Linked DNA regions of Mus musculus: region 2 is linked to region 1. Evidence: chromatin loops called from intact Hi-C (ENCODE). Cell type or tissue: heart. All regions are shown on one strand. Links, peaks and the distances in the headings refer to the core of each region. The heading gives the core; the rest is flanking DNA.

Region 1 (8,340 bases), core at 316-8,315:
GTGGAAGTGGAAAATTGTACAACTACTATGTAAATCAGTATGGAGATTCCTCAGAAAGTTGGGAATGGATCTACCTCAAGACCCAGCTATACCACTGTTGGGCATATACCCAAAGGATGCTGCATCCTACCACAAGGACACTTGCTTGAACATGTTCATTGCTGGTTTATGCATAATAGCCAGAGACTGGAAATAACCTAGATGTCCCTCAACAGAAGAATGGATAAAAGGAAATGTGATTTATTAACACAATGGAGTATTATTCTGCTGTTAAAAAGAATGAAATCATGAAATTTGCAGCAAATGGATGGAACTAGAAATAATCATCCTAAGTGAGGTAACCCAGACTCAGAAAAATAAATATGGTTTGCATTTGCTTTTATGTGGATACTAGCCATTAAATAAATGGTAATCAACTTACAATCTGTAGACCCAGAAAGGCTGGGTGTAGAGTGGGGAACACATGGATCTGATCTCCTTGGGAGGGGTGAATAAAACATATCTTATGGGTGGACTGGGGGTGGGGGATGGGAACAAGTTAAGGTGACAAGAGGAAGTGGAGATGGGTTTAAAGGAAGGATTGCAGGGAGAGACAGCTGGAATTGCAGGGCATTTGGGGGATGGTATTGAAATCATGTGCAGTGGAAACTTTCTAAAATATATGAAGGTGATCCTAATAAGGTGTCCTAATATTCGTGGAGATGAAGTCGCAACTGGCCACCTCTTGTCATAAAAGGAAGCTTCCAATACTGAGGCTGAGCTGCATTCAGTTGAGTTCTTTGCCAACAGGGTCCCATGGAAATCTCTAAACAACCCAGGCTGACAACTGGGACCCATTGCTGAGGACAATACCCACACAGCTTATTGTATGGAAAATTAGAGCTGGTGCCAACATGAAGCATTCACTCCTATGTCCTAGTCTCTTTGGTGTGAGAAGGTACTCTGCAAGCTACCAAGAGAAAGATGTAAATGCTAACACAGCTACAAAAAAACTCTAGCTTATAATCAGTCCTGCATACAAGATATGATAGGGCAATGGTGGCAAAGAACTTGTGGAAGTTCCCAACAAATGTCTAATTTGACTTAAGGCCCACTCCATGGAAGGAATTTATACCTGGCACTGCTTGGGTGACCAAGAACTAGAGACCAGATAGCCAAGAGACCTGGGATAAAACCACATAATATTGCTAAAAAATGGGGGGGGTGTCAATAAAATGACTCCTGATGATATTCTGCTATATGCCTTAATCAGCCATCATCAGAGAAGCTTCCTCTGGCAGCAGATCGAAACAGATGCATTCCCGCTTGTGCAGACACACACACACACACACACACACACACACACACACAGAGGGGAGGGGGAGGGAGGGAGAGATCCCTGGAACACACAACTGTAAATGAGATGATGTCTCCATCCAATCTTTTCTTCAGAGTTCAGGGGAACCTTCAGAAGAGGAGGCAGAAAGAAAGCATGGAGAGCAGCAGGAAAACAAGGTCTGTAAAAGTAAACAAGGCTCATATGAAGTCTCAGAGACTGAAGCAGCAAACACAGCGTTCACAGGTCTACACCAGGTCCTCTGCATATATACTGTAGCTTTCCACTTAGTATTTTTATAGAACTTCTGAGTGTGTGAATGAGTGGACTTCTGATTCTTGTTCCTGCTCCCCAGTCTCTTTTACTTCTGTTGGGTTGCCTGGTCCAGCTTCCATGTGGCGTACTTTGTTTTATCTTATTAAACAGGATATAGGGTATGAGAATAAGAATCTATTTTCAATTTAAAAATAATAAAACCTTAATTCTAAATAATGCAGTCAGATTAAATTTCCACTCTCTTGATGAAAATTTAATTTTAATACATGAAGCCTAGGGAGGCAAGCACAACAAATGACAATAATATGTCATTTTTAAAATGTCCTAGGTTATGGGTTCTGCTCCTATACTGCCTGCTTCCTGTTGCGTCCTTAGTTTTTATTCTGTTTTGCACTTTTACATTGTAAATAAGAGGATTTTTATTTTTATTTTCTTTCATTTTGTGGTTTATCTCTTAGACCTAATTACAGTATAATTTTATGAAGAATGCATCTTAATATAGTAAAATATATCACCCCATTTTTGAGACAGTGATTGCTTTGAACTCACAATCTTCCTTGTCCCACCTCTCAGTTCAGGGATTATAAATTCATGCCACTACTAGAGTCACCTCTTAATTACTTAATGTTTGTGCTTCAGGGTTTTCTTTTTTTCTTTTCTCTTTTTTTCGAGACAGGGTTTCTCTGTGTAGCCCTGGCTGTCCTGGAACTCACTCTGTAGACAAGGCTGGCCTCGAACTCAGAAATCCGCCTGCCTCTGCCTCCTGAGTGCTGGGATTAAAGGTGTGTGTGTGTGCTGCCACCACCGCCTGGCCAGGGTTTTCTTTTGTTGAAGAAGAAACACAGAAGTGGATGATCACAGTCAGCTATTGGATGGGTCACATGGCCCCTAATGGAGGAGCTAGAGAAATTACCCAAGGAGCTAAAGGGAATTGCAACCCTATAGGTGGAACAACAATATGAACTAACCAGTACCTCAGAGCTCTTGTCTTTAGCTGCATATGTATCAGAAGATGGCCTAGTCGGCCATCACTGCAAAGAGAGGCCCATTGGACTTGCAAACTTTATATGCCCCAGTACAGGGGAACGCCAGGGCCAAAAAGGGGGAGTGGGTGGGCAGGGGATTGGGGGGGTGGGTATGGGGGACCTTTGGGATAGCATTGAAAATGTAAACGAGGAAAATACCTAATAAAAAAAAAAGAAAGAAAGAAACTCCTTAGTGATACAGGCTCAGAACACACTGCCACAAATTATATAGAGAATTGATGTATTCTGTACTTTGAGTTGAAGCAAGACCTTTCTGACCTTGTCCCCTGCCCCTTCTCTTACTTGGCTTTCCTAAGGCTAGCCATAAAAACTAGTCCTTCCTCTTCTTCAATGCAAGGCACAAAACCTGGAAATAGTGCTCTAAACTTCTGTCTTTCTATATGGGAGTTGGCCATAAATTTGAGAATTTGCCTTGGCTAATAGGAGCTCATGGGTCCTCATTCCAGCGATGCCCTACATCTGTGGATAAGGAATAGAGAGAGGCCAACTGGATGGGTCCCCACTGGTCCATCTATGAGACAGCTTTCTACTACTGTAACACACACACACACACACACATTTCTGAGCCTGGGTTGGTGGTTCATGCCTTTTATCCCAGCACTTGGAAAGCTAAGGCAGGAGAGTCATGAGTTCTAAGCCAGCCTGGGACCTACCTTATCTCAAAACAAGACAAAACAAAACAAAAATAAAAACAAGCTGTAATAAACTCAATTGTAATTTGTTCAATTTACTATTGTGAAATGTTTCTCAACGTGCATTCACCAAGCACTTATACATCTGTGTCTTTTCAATATGTTTTTCTAAGCATTTCTATATCTCTACATCTTTTAAGTATATTTTAAAACGAGGATAGGAATCTTAGAGGGATAAAAGCTGCAACAAAAACTACTTGCATGCTTTTAACAAAATAGGACTCCTCCAGAACCACTAGTTATTTTTAGAAACCACGTCTATCTCCGCCTCCATGGCTGAAAGGAATTGCAGACACCATCTGTCCTAAGCTCAGCAGCTGGAACTGGAACCCAATAGCCCCAGCCACGTAGGTGGAATGTAGGAGGACAGCAGTCCTCGCTGCTGATTTGCTGATTGTTGTCGCAGTGGTTTGGTGTATGCTGGGTGTCACTCAGAAAATGGAAATGGGGCCCTCTGCTGGGCTATGCACCAAATTCCATCTAGGGAATTTTCTGGAAAGAAATTAGCCATAGTGAAGGACAAAATTCTAAGAGCCAAAGAAAAAGAACCAAGTATCCATCTGAGTTTAAATGCCAGTTAGAAACAGCTTAGAAAATTTATTTAGGTAACCACATTAGAAAGCTCATTCCCCCTCTCTTTTGTGTTATTGAATTAAAGTTTGTTTTTTTTAATGGATAACTAAAGTATAATTTTTTTAAAAAATCATCATATTGAAAAGCAAAACTGTGGTTTTTAACATTCTTAACTTTATTATTTTCAGAATATTAATAAACATATGTATTTTAATTAATTAGTTTATTTATCGTACATATGTGTGTGCATGCATACCATGGAGCAGGCACATGTGGAGGTCAGAGGACATCCCCAGGGACTCAGTTCTCTCCTTCCCCCAGTCGATCAGGCTTGATATTGGATATCTTTATCCACTGAGCTCTCTGCTACTCCAAACATTTGTAGTTCTGCTTTGTTCTTTAAATATCAGACTTCAAATCTACCTGGGTAGTGTTCTGACAGTTTTCTTCTCAGAGCCCCTTGACTCCAGCTATAGTTGGAGCAGAGGATGTTATAAAAGCAATTGGATTATGAGTCTGAAACCCTTTGATACAGATATTTAGAAATTGTTAGTGTCGATATAAGGCTGATTCTTCACTCCTCACGTGTGTTATTAGTTAAAAAAAGAGTAGTAATCAAAGACATTTCTGCATAGACAGCCACAAACTCATTAAACACCGTCATTTAAAGGAATGTGCTAACTTAGAAAGATGCTGTTGTGTTATTTCCAAGCGAATAAAAATAACGTGTAAGAGAATGAGCGCTCCCCGATCTCATTTCCTTTTTTTTTAATTTTCTTAGAGCCTGATTCTACAGCCCAGTGTCACAGCAATTGCTTCCTATGTATGATTCTGAGCTTGGTCTGAAGCGCTGTAAAACACACAGAACTGTCTTAATAAAAGACCAACAGAAACTTCAGAAGCACAGCAAATAATCAAATGCTAAGGGATTTCATTGTTTCTTTCATGAATGCTGATTTCTCAATCATAAAAAATTCTTTTTCTTCCTTTACTCTTTTTTGAAATGGGGGGTGCGCCTCACTATGTAGCCTAGCCTAGCCTCAAACTCAGGATCTTCCTGCCTTTATTCTTCTAAGATTGCTAGTCTCACTTTAAAATATACTTAAAAGATGTAGAGAAATGGAAATGCTTAGAAAACAATATTGAAAATACACAGATGTGTGAATGGTGAAAATACATTAAGAGACATATCACAATAGTAAATTGAACATATGTACACCACCATACAAAGCTCTGCCCTTGTTTTTTAATTTTAATTTTATATTTCCATGGTGTTTTGTTTTGCATTAAAGCTTTTATATTGGTGGAATTTTATTTTGGTGTGAGGTCTAATAAAATACATACCATATTTTCCTGTTTGTCCCCTTCAAGAAGCTACTAGAGTAGCCTAGAAACATTTGGAAGCTATTTGCCTTTCTTAGGGAAGTAACACAGGAAGAAATTAGTAGAAAACTGTTTTGTTTGGTTGGTTGGTTTTGGTTTTTCGAGACAGGGTTTCTCTGTGTAGCCCTGGCTATCCTGGAATTCACTTTGTAGACCAGGCTGTCCTCGAACTCAGAAATCCGCCTGCCTCTGCCTGCTGAGTGCTGGGATTAAAGGCGTGCGCCACCATGCCCGGCTTAGAAAACTGTTTTGATGCTGGAATCCTGAGGAATAAAACCCTGGCTCTCAGAAATTATAGACAAATCCCTCTATCACTAAAGCTGTGTGTCTCCAACCATAGTGACAACTCTTTTTTTTTTTTTTTTTTTAAAGATTTACTGTTGGGCGGTGGTGGCTCACGTCTTTAATCCTAGCACTTGGGAGGCAGAGGCAGGTGGATTTCTGAGTTTGAGGCCAGCCTAGTCTACAAAGTGAGTTCCAGGACAGCCAGCAGGGCTTTATGGAGAAACCCTGTCTCGAAAAACAAACAAACAAACAAACAAACAAACAAAAACCCAAAGATTTATTTATTATATGTAAGTACACTGTAGCTGTCTTCAGACACTCCAGAAGAGGGCATCGGATTTCGTTACTGATGGTTGTGAGCCACCATGTGGTCGCTGAGATTTGAACTCAGGACCTTCAGAAGAGCAGTTGGCGTTCTTAACCACTGAGCCATCTTGCCAGCCCCCATGACAACTCTTAATGGAAAAAAATGTTCAAAAATCTTAGACTAATTCTGTTTTATAAGTGGGAAGATGCCCCATAAAAGACTATGGAATAAATACTTAATCTATCATTACCAAAAATAGACCCATTTCAGGACATTACTTGAATAAAGAAAAGGCAAAATAGTGTGGCATCTTACAACGTTCCAAAGGATTCCATTACCTTTAACTTATATCGGTAACACAGCTGGGATTGGTAGCTCATACTTGTAACCCTATCATCTGGAAGATGGAAGGAAGAGAATCAGGAATTCAAGGTCAGCCTTAGCTAGTTTGAGGCCAGCCTATAATTCACGAGACCTTGTCTCAAAAGAATGGTTGGTAATAAATATGTCATTAAATATTACATTACAGAGGCCTAGAGTGATGGTTCAGCAGTTAAGAGCACTGAATGCTCTTCTAGAGGATGCAGATTCTTTCTATTCTCAGCACCCACATGGTGGCTCAAAACCATCTATAACTCCAGTTCCAGGGGATCTGATGCCTTCTGGCCTTTGAAAGCGCTGCACTGTTGTATAAATTTTTAATCCCAATTTGGAGTTTCTACCTCACCTTGATCATTCAGTTCCTGGACAAAAGACACACAACTGTTATTATTTTAAAACATACATGTAAGCAAAACACCCATACACATAAAATCTTTTTTATTTAAAGGAGCACTATAGAAGAGTACAGAGTACTGCAGTTGCTTGGACCAGAAGTTTGAGACTTAGTCTGAACAACATAATACAACTCTGATTTAAAATAAATAGTAAGCCAGGAGTGGTGATGCCCACCTTTAATCCTAGCAACCAAGGGGAACGGGGCCAAAGTCTCTGTATGAGTTTGAGGCCAAGCTGGTGTACATAGTGAATTACAGGTCAGCCAAGACTGCAGAGTGAAACTCTGCCTCTAAAGAAAGAAGGAAAGAAGGAAGGAAAGGGAAGGGGAGGGGGGGGGAGGGGAGGGGAGGGAGGGAGGGGGAGGGAGGGATGAAAGAATGAATAGAGAGACTACAGAGATGGCTCCATGGCTAAGAGTGGTTACTGTTCCTCCAGAGGACCTAGGTATAATTCCCACCACCCGAATTAGGCATCTCACAACTGCCTCTAATTCCAGTTCCAAGGGATGCTACACTCTCTGGGCTCTCTTTCATGGACTGTGACACCCTTTGGGCTATAAGTATCAGGCATGAACACACGCGCACACAAACACTCACACACACACACACAGATGAAAAAAAAAATGGTACTTTAATTCCAGCACTTAGGAGGCAGAAGCAGATATATGGATCTCTTCAAGAAACACTTAACATTCAACATCTTTAGCCATCAGAGAAATACAAATAAAAACAACTTTGAGATTCCATCTTACAGCTGTCAGAATGGCTAAGATCAAAAACTCAAGTGACAGCACATGTTCGCAAGGGGAACATTGCTGGAGGGAGTGAAAATTTGTACAACTACTCTGGAAATCACATGGCAGTTTCTTGTAGCTAGTTTTTTGCTACTTTGTTGGTTCTTCTTTTTCCCACCCTTTATCCCCCCTAGTTTCACCCCCTATCACTAGAAAGGAAAGAAGGAAGGATAGAGTGGGAAGAAAGAATTAGAAGTACCTAAGCCTAATTTTTTCCTTTTTTTTCTTCTTTGAGCATGGCCAGCTAACAAACTGCAACCAACGCCCCCTAAACTACCACCAACCACCAATCTCTCCTCTTAGAGCCCATTTATATACCCTCTGAAAAGTTCCAATAATTCCAAACATCACACTGTCCCAGAAACTATCTGCAGCTGGCAGAAACCACACCTCAGCTCGAGGCAAATCATAGTGTGCTGTAGTCAGTCCAAAGCAGCCCCACCTGGGATTAAAACAAAAACACATTCTTAGAATATTTATGGTTTCTTTTTTAAGAAACCAAAATTTCAGCCGGGTGTGGTGGTGCACGCCTTTAATCCCAGCACTCGGGAGGCAGAGGCAGGCGGATTTCTGAGTTTGAGGGCAGCCTGGTCTACAAAGTGAGTTCCAGGACAGCCAGAGCTACACAGAGAAACCCTGTCTCGAAAAACCAAAAAATAAAATAAAATAAAATAAAATAATAAACCAAAATTTTAGGACTGTCAGCACAGTTCCTCAGAAAATTAGAAATCAATCTACCTCAAGACCCAGCGATACCACTCTTGGGCATATGCATAAAGGCTGCTCCCTCATACCACAGGGACACTTGTTCAGCCATGTTCACTGCTGCTCTATTTCTAATAGGCAGAAACTGGGAACAACCTAGATGACTCTCAAGAGAGCAATAGATAAAA
Region 2 (8,340 bases), core at 193-8,192, 520 kb before region 1:
TCTGGCTTAAAATTTTTGATATAGGTGGGTGGCCCCATCCCTCAAACGGGGGGGGGGGCATGCCTATCCACTAGCAACTTAACAGCAAACGTAAAACCTCTAGAACAACAACAACAAAAAAGCAAACACAGCCAAGAAGTGTAGATGGCAAGAAATTATCACACTCGGGGCTGAAATCAATAAAATAGAGGCCGGGCAGTGTTGGCAAACGCCTTTACAGATGTTGAAAGAGCAATTCTCAACTTCATATGGAAAAAAACCCAGGATGGCCAAAACAATCCTGAACAATAAAAGAACTGGAGGAATCACCATCCCTGACCTCAAGCTGTACTACAGAGAAATAGTGATAAAATACACATTGTATTGGCACAGAAATATGCAGGTTTATCAATGGAATGGAATAGAATAGAAGACCTAAAAATAAACCCACACACGTATGGACACTTGATTTTTGGCAAAGAAGCCAAAACAATACAATGGAAGAAATAAAGCATCTTCAACAAATGGTGCTGGTCTAACTGAATGTCTGTATGTAGAAGCCCAACTGGATAAAGGAACTCAACATAAAACTAGATACACTAAATCTAATAGAAGAGAAAGTAGGAAAGAGCCTCAAACTCATTGGTATAGGTGACAACTTGAACAGAACACAAATGGCTCACACTCTAAGATTAAGAATTGGATATCTGGGCTGGAGAGATGGCTCAGCCATTAAAGGCTGGGCTCACAACCAAAAATATAAGAATTGGGTATCACTCTACCTCAAGATCCAGCTATAACACTCCTGGGCATATACTCAAAAGATATTCCACCATCCCACAAGAACATTTGCCTATATTTATAGCAGCTTTATTCACAATAGACAGAACCTGGAAATAACCTAGATGAGGGAAATAACCCTCAACTGAAGAATAGATACAGAAAATGTGACACATCCACACAATGGATATACTATTCAGCTATGAAAAACAAAGACATCAAGTGGATGGAACTAGAAAATATCATCCTGAGTGAGATAAACCAGACCCAGAAGACATAGTGTGTACTCACTGATAAGTGCATATTAGTCATAAAGGATAACCATGCTATAATCCATAGACCCAAAGAAGCAAAGTAACAAGGAGGGCTGGGGGCAGAGTTCATGAATCTCACTATGAAAGGGAAATAGAATACATACCTATTTCCTCCCCTCTACAGAGGGGAGGGAACTAGACCAGAGTATGGATGGGCAAGGGAATGTGAACTGGAGGGATGAGTTTGGTGGAGAACAGACAGAGAGGATACTGGGGGAGATTACTAGATGGAGGTGGTGGTGTCTCTGACACGAGCTAGAAAACTAGGCCAATGGAAAGTGCCAGAAATCTGAGGGTGACTCTGGCAAAGACTCGTAGCAATGATGGATATGGAGCCTGAACTGGCCATCTCCTATAACCAGGCCAAGACTTCTAATGGAGGGTTTGGGACACAAACCCAACCACAAAACCTTAGACCCACAATTTGTCCTGCCTACAAGATGTGCAGGGATAAAAGAGGAAGCAAAATTTGAAGGAAAAGCCAACCAATGACTGGACTTGCTTGAGACCCATGCTGTGAAAAAGCCTACCCCTGGCACTGTTATGATATTCTGCTATACTTGCAGACATGAGCTTAGCATAACCATGATCAGAGAGGCTTCTTCCAGTAACTGATAGAAACAGATCCACAGACAGACATCAGGCAGAGCTTGGGTAATACTACGGAAGGCGGGGAGGAAGAACTAAAAGAGCCAGAGAGGTCAAAGACACCACAATAAAACCTACAGAATCAACTAACCTGCGCAGATAGGAGTTCACGGAGAACTGAACAACTAATCAGCAAGCATGCATGGGACTGATCTAGGCCCTGTGCACATATGTCACAGTTATGCAACTGGGTCTTCATGTGCAACTCCTCAACAATAGGAGCAGGAGATATCTCTGACTCTCTTGTCCTCGGCCTTTGGATCCCTCTCCCTTAACTGAGCTGCCTTGTCTACCCTCAATAGAAGAAGGTGTGCCTCATCTTACTGCAACATGAAATGGAAGACAGGTTGATATGCATGGGAGGCCTCCCCTTTTCTGAAAAGCGAGGAAGCGTGGATGGAGGTTCGTGAGGAGGGAAAGAATAGGAGGGGGGGTAGGGAAACTGTAGTCAGGGTATGGATTAAATTAAGTAATTTTAAAAATTCTAGGATCGCTTCTCAGCCTTTTGGCTAAGATCAAGTATAAAATATTCTAGGAGACTATCATGATCTCCTTAGGGTTAACAAAGGTTTATAAAACAGGTAATAAAATATTTGAATTAAGGCAAAGTTTTTATGTTTGATATCTATCAGAAATATGTTAATTATGAATATAGCTACAGATGTACATTCACATATCTCAGTTGCTTCCAGCCCAGGATAAAAATATAAGGCTTTCTCTCTGACCTGGAATGTATTTTACCATTATCTATTAATTATACAGCACATGGTACCTTTTATTTGGATTAAGACCTTACCTACAAGGTATTGATTTTGCAATACACAGGATTGTAGGTATAGCTCAGTACTAAAGCACTCACCTACTGTGCTTTGATTTCTAGCACCTCAAAAAATGTAATTAAGTATATAATCATGCGTTGGTAAAGCTATCTCAAGGTCAATTATATTTGTTACACAAATTAAGTATATAGCATTGAGAAACAAAAGACCCACCTTGTAGAAGTTTACGCAAATTTGGACCATCATTGAACACATCAAAGAAGTAATTTTCACATTCAGACTGTGATATTTCTTTCTAAAAGTAACAAGAGATGCAAAGAAATGTGGAGAAATTAAGCCCAAAAGCCTCAACAAAATTCTGAATAAAGATGTCATCTATTGTAGAAGAAAACAGAGTCTGATGACAAAACCAGTTTTGTTACCTACTACATTAAAATTTAATTCTAGTTTTTTGCCTGATTTTTTTCCTTATTCAATTCTGAAAGATACAAAAGTATAAATATTAAAGACTTGGTTGGACCCCATTGTTTTCTCTGTAAACCAGGGAAGGTTGTTTAACACAAAACAAACAGTTCAAAGAAGAATCAAGCCACAGACATAGATCTAGAGCACTGGACTGAGTAGTTAAATGGTTTTCATCACGGGATAAAGGGGACAATCAAATATATTTTTTCTTTTTAGATATATTTTTTTATGTGTATGAGTTTTTTACTTGCATGTATGTAGGTGAAACACATGCATGTAGTACCCATAGACACCAGAAGAGGGCAACACATCATCTGCAGTTACAGATGCTTGCGTAGGCGTATTGGAAAATGAACCCAAATCCTCTGGGAAAACAATCATACAATCATACTCTTAACCACTAAACCATCACTCTAGCCCAACAACTGAGTTTATATGCAAAATGAGCTACCACAGCAGGAAGTTTGCTTAACTGAGTCTACTTGGTGGAATGTCACTCTCATGCCTAAGTTTTCACATAGAGATTACTGGTCAGCTTTCTATTGCTGTGATAAAAATATTTGACATAATCAACTCAGAAGAATTATTTAGCTCGGGTTTTCTTTAATTTCAGTCCATAGTTAGTTGTCCCCATTGCCTTTGGGCCTGCAATGAGACAAGACATAGAAGAGGGAAGATGTAGTGGCCAGGAAACAAAGAAAAACAGAAAAGGACTGGGACAGTCTTTCTCCCTCTAGCATCTATAAACCACAATGATTTGACATTACTATAATATAAGTAGTCCAGAACTTTAAAGTTGTGAAATAATTCCAGTACAATGAAAAAAGCCACATACTCTGTATGAGATTATTGGAATGAGATTATTGCCCTTTGTAGTCAATTTTTTTGTAGTTAATTAATTTTCCATGCTAATAACAAAGTATCACAAATGTACTGAGGTATGAAAGAAAGGAAGCTTATTGTGGTTCCAGAGGTTGGAAGTCTGTATTTGGTGGGAACCTTCTTGCTGACTGAGTCTTGAGATGATGTATGACATCAAACAGCAAGAGATTCGGACATTAAAACCATGTGTTAATTGTAACATCCTCCATAATAAGGAAGGCATCATGGAAGGAGTTGAAAGCCTGGATGTAGCAAACAATCACAGGAAAGGGAAAATCCTCCTGCTTGTGTGCCTTACAGCTGAGTCATCACCCTTCTCTTGCCCTGCAACTGGAACATCATAGTTTGAAAGCCTGCTGACTTTCAAACTAAAGCTACACGGTTATCATTCCCATTCTCGGGCCTTCATACTTGGGCTAGAACCACATACTCTTTTGGCTCTCCTGGCTCTCCAGCTTGATAACTGTATCTTTTCAAGTGAATCAATCCCATATAAGTATATGAGTGTATTTGTGGATATAAATGTATGTGGATGTATACACATATCCTATCAGTTCTATTTTTCCCTGTAGAAACTTTATTAATTCAGATTTTGCTATTAAAAATCCTCTCTGTAGACCAAGCCTTACTGCAGGTAGACATACAAATGCAGTAACTAGAAGCAAATGGGTCCCAGGCTAGTAAATGCCAAGTAAAAACAGATGAGTTAATTAATAGTCATGTAAGGTGATTCAATATAACAAACAGATGCAGGTGCAGATGCCTTCTATTTGCTTCTTCTCTTGATAATCCTACTATAATATCTAGAATAAGAACAGTATACTTACCTTGTGTTCCAACACATAGCTTTCTACTGCCATTTATCCACAGCAGTTATTACATATAAAATAATGCTATAGTCTGAGTGTGTTGCGTGCCCAAATAAAACTAAACCTCCAATGTTATAATAGTAAGATGTCATGGTCTTTGAAAGGGCTCTATTTTCACAAATAAGATTAGAATTCTGAAGGGAAAGGGGCAAACAGCTTTAAGAGGGCCTTTTCACCCTTTCCACTATGGCAAAAAGGTACTGTCTTCAAAGAAGAGAGAATCCCATACCAGGTACAAAATCTGCTAGCACCCTAAATTTAGATGTCCCAATCCCAAAAAGTTAGGCAATTTCTGTTGCTTACAAATTATCCTGCTTAAGTATTTTGTTATAGTAGCTAGCATGGAACAATATACTTTAATCTTGTCGCCAAGGCAATGTCTTGCTTTATCAAACATTGCCACTAGAGGACAGCACGTGCCTAGATTATTGTACAAGTTTTAAATCTGTCCAGAGGTTTAATAGCCTTGACTTCTGTAAAAACTGAAATAAATATCCTTTTTTATTACAAAGAAATCTTTTCTATGACACTATATCCTTCTACCTAGATTCATAATTTCCGTGTTAATGTATATAAAAATCACGGTAAGCTTGAAGACCAAATTAAAAGTCTTTCTAACTTTACCCAGAGCAAAATAAAAAAAACCAAGTTCTCAATGACCAAGCACTAACTTGCCCCGTGGATCATGAGTGACATCAGCAAGATGACCAAAGTCGAAACTACCAGTTAGTGTTAAGAACAATCAAAGAGCCAGGTGGGCATGGTGGTGCTTGCCTTTCATCCTAGTACTCAGGAGGCAGGTGGGTCTGTGTGAGTTCCAGGCCAGCCTGGTCTACAAAGCAAACTCCAGGACAGCCAGGGACATAGAGTGAAAACCTTTCTCAAGCAAACAAACAAAAAAGGAAAATCAAAGAAATGAATGCAAACACATTTGCTTCTCAGATGAAAGAGCCTTCCAAATTCTCAAAGCATGAAGAGTTATTTGGCATTAAATTATTTCAAAAGGATAGACTTTGTTAAGGTTTTGTAAAGCTGAAATAAAATGTCTATTTAGTAGACACATACATCACAACTAGAGGGGAGAGGGAAGCCAAATTTTTATCCAGTGGAGAGTTTCATCAAGAATGAACACAGAGAGGCTCCGCATCCCTCACAGATCAACACACCACTACTACTCATTGTACGTGTTTTCTTTTGCTTTGGTTTGTTTTATTTTTTTTTTTTGTTGTTTTGTTTTGTTTGAGTCAAGATTTCTCTGGCTGTCCTGGGACTCTCTCTGTAGACCAGGCAGGTCTCAAACTTGAAGATCCGCCTGCCTCTGCCTCCCAAATGCTGGAATTAAAGGCGTGCACCACTACCATCCTGCTGTATACACTTTTAAACACAGTTCTATTAAACATGTGAATAGTACTTCCTACAACATGTAAGTCATGGGTAGCTCAATATATATCGTGCTGTTCCTCCACTACCTTATATGTTCTCCTGGGTGTACAACAAATATGGATGTAGATTATCAGTATTCTTTACAAGTCTGTCTTTCATTGAGCTGAAAAAATATTTGAACCTACAGTTACCCATATGATGTCTTATGACTCACATTACAAACCACCTGAAAGAAATGGTGGAATTCCATGTTTGAACCCAAACCCCTAAACTAAAATTTTCCACCCATCAAAAGTTGGCAGTGCCAACTAGAAAAATGACTCGTTGGTTGAAAGTATTGGTTTCTCTTGTAGAGCTCTCAGATTCCACATCCAGCACCCGCATAGTGACTCAAAACCATCAATAACTCAAGTTCCAGGGGATCCAATCCCCTATTCAAACCTCTGCAGGCACTATTCACACATGTAGTGCATATACATACAAAATGCTCATAAAACACTAAATAAATAAATAAATAAATAAATAAATAACAAATCTAAAATAATTTTTGAGTTGGAAAAAAGCAATCAGAGGAAGTGGGGAGGGAGGACCTGGGTGGGAAAGAGGAAAGGGAGGGGAAGACGGGAATCTGATCTGGTATTGGGTGGGGGAACAGGACTGAAGCTCTGAGGGCCAGCAGAAAAAATGGAAACAAGCAACCTCGGGATGTAGAAGGTAGGGGGATCCTCCAGAATGCATCAGAGACCTGGAAGGTAAGAGACTTTCAGGAATCAAAGGGAGGGACCTTAGATGAAATGTCTGACAGTAAGGAGAGGGAACTTATAGAGCTCACCTCCAGCAGGAAGACAGAATATCAAGTGAGGGATAGGGTTGCCATCCCACAGTCACATCTCTGACCCATAATTGTTCCTGTCTGAAATAATTACAGGAATGGAAATGGAGAGAAGCCTGAGGAAAAGAAGGCCAGCAGCAGGCCCAAAGTGTGATCCAGCTCAAGGGGAGGTCCCAAGGCCTAACACTATTACTGAGGCTATGGAGTGCTCACAAAAAGGGGCCTATCATGACTACCCTTTGAAAGACCCAATAAGCAGCTGAAAGAGTCAGATGCAGATATTTATATCCAACCAATGGACAGAAGCTGCTGACCCCTGTGGCTGAATTAGGGAAAAGCTGAAAGAAGCTGAGGAGGAGGGTGACCCTGTAGGAGGACCAGCAGTCTCAATTAACCTGAACCCCTGAGATCTCTCAGACACTGGGTCACCAACCAGGCAGCCTACACCAGCTGACGTGAGGCCACCAACACATATACAGCAGAGGACTACCGGGTCTGTGTTCAGTCAGAGAAGATGCTCAAGAGATGGGAGGCCCCAGGGAGTTTAGAGGTCAAGTAGGGTGGGGGTGGGGGTGCAGGGGTGGGGATATCCTTGTGGAGACAGGGGAGGAAGTATGGGATGTGGAACAGGCAGTGAGTGTACTGGAAGGGGGACAAAATTCGGACTGTAAAAAAAAGATTAAAATTTAAAAAAATCTGTCTGCAAAAACAAAAATAATTAAAAGATTATATGTATAAAAATGGCCAATCTTTGAATTCTACATAATCTCTACATAGGAAATCTCACAACAACTTCTTTTACAAAAAACACAAGTCATGTGTTGCAGTGGGCAGGGTACTGTGAAAATATATCTAGGTACACTTTCACATGTGAGTCCTGTTACAAAGAAAGCCAGGGATCTAGAAAGGAGATACAATTTTCCTAACTTCCCAACTTTTATAAAACAGTAGTATAACTCAAACATGACCTATTAAAAGTGCATATATGGCTCACTTGTATGTGGAAGCTTAAAAAGTGGCATCACCCCAATACAAAGACTGCAGCGAGGATAGGTCAATGGGGATAATGTTCCAGACACAATAGGAGGAATCCTTCCTAGTGTCCTACTGTACAATAGGGTAACTATTGTTAGCAATACATTGCATATTACAAAGTAGCTAGAAGAGAGTTTTTGACATCCTTCACACACACATACAGAGAGAGAGAGAGTGTGTGTGTGTGTGTAAATAAGTGAGATGAGAACTGGCAAGTTGGCTTAGCAGGAAGAAGCACTTATGAACAGGCCTGAAACCCAAGTTTCAGCCCTCATCCTACATGGTGGCAGAAAGAGACAGGCTCCCAAGATTTGTCCTCTGACCTCCAAATATACATGGTGGCAGGTACATGTGCAGATACACACTAAATAAAT

What was found. A loop is a pair of places that touch in the nucleus more often than their neighbours do. Peaks named below come from ENCODE experiments on the same cell type or tissue, not always from the same donor. Only the 100,000 strongest peaks of a DNase experiment are listed, where the experiment ranks them.
Region 2: a loop joins it to region 1, with 5 times the contacts of the local background. A loop is called at or near these places in 2 of 42 quality-filtered maps.

What each region holds. Positions count from the first base shown.
Region 1 is chrX:20,824,502-20,832,841 of GRCm38, reverse strand. It overlaps a transcript of Araf not described here. Among named protein-coding and RNA genes, the nearest start is that of Araf, 20 kb to the left of the region's middle. In heart, for the core only: a CTCF peak has its summit at 3,793 (motif pointing left); a DNase peak (open chromatin) is centred at 3,701.
Region 2 is chrX:21,347,488-21,355,827 of GRCm38, reverse strand. No RefSeq gene overlaps it. Among named protein-coding and RNA genes, the nearest start is that of Gm6938, 17 kb to the right of the region's middle. In heart, for the core only: CTCF peaks have their summits at 3,255 (motif pointing right) and 5,108 (motif pointing right); no DNase peak of the experiment used is centred there.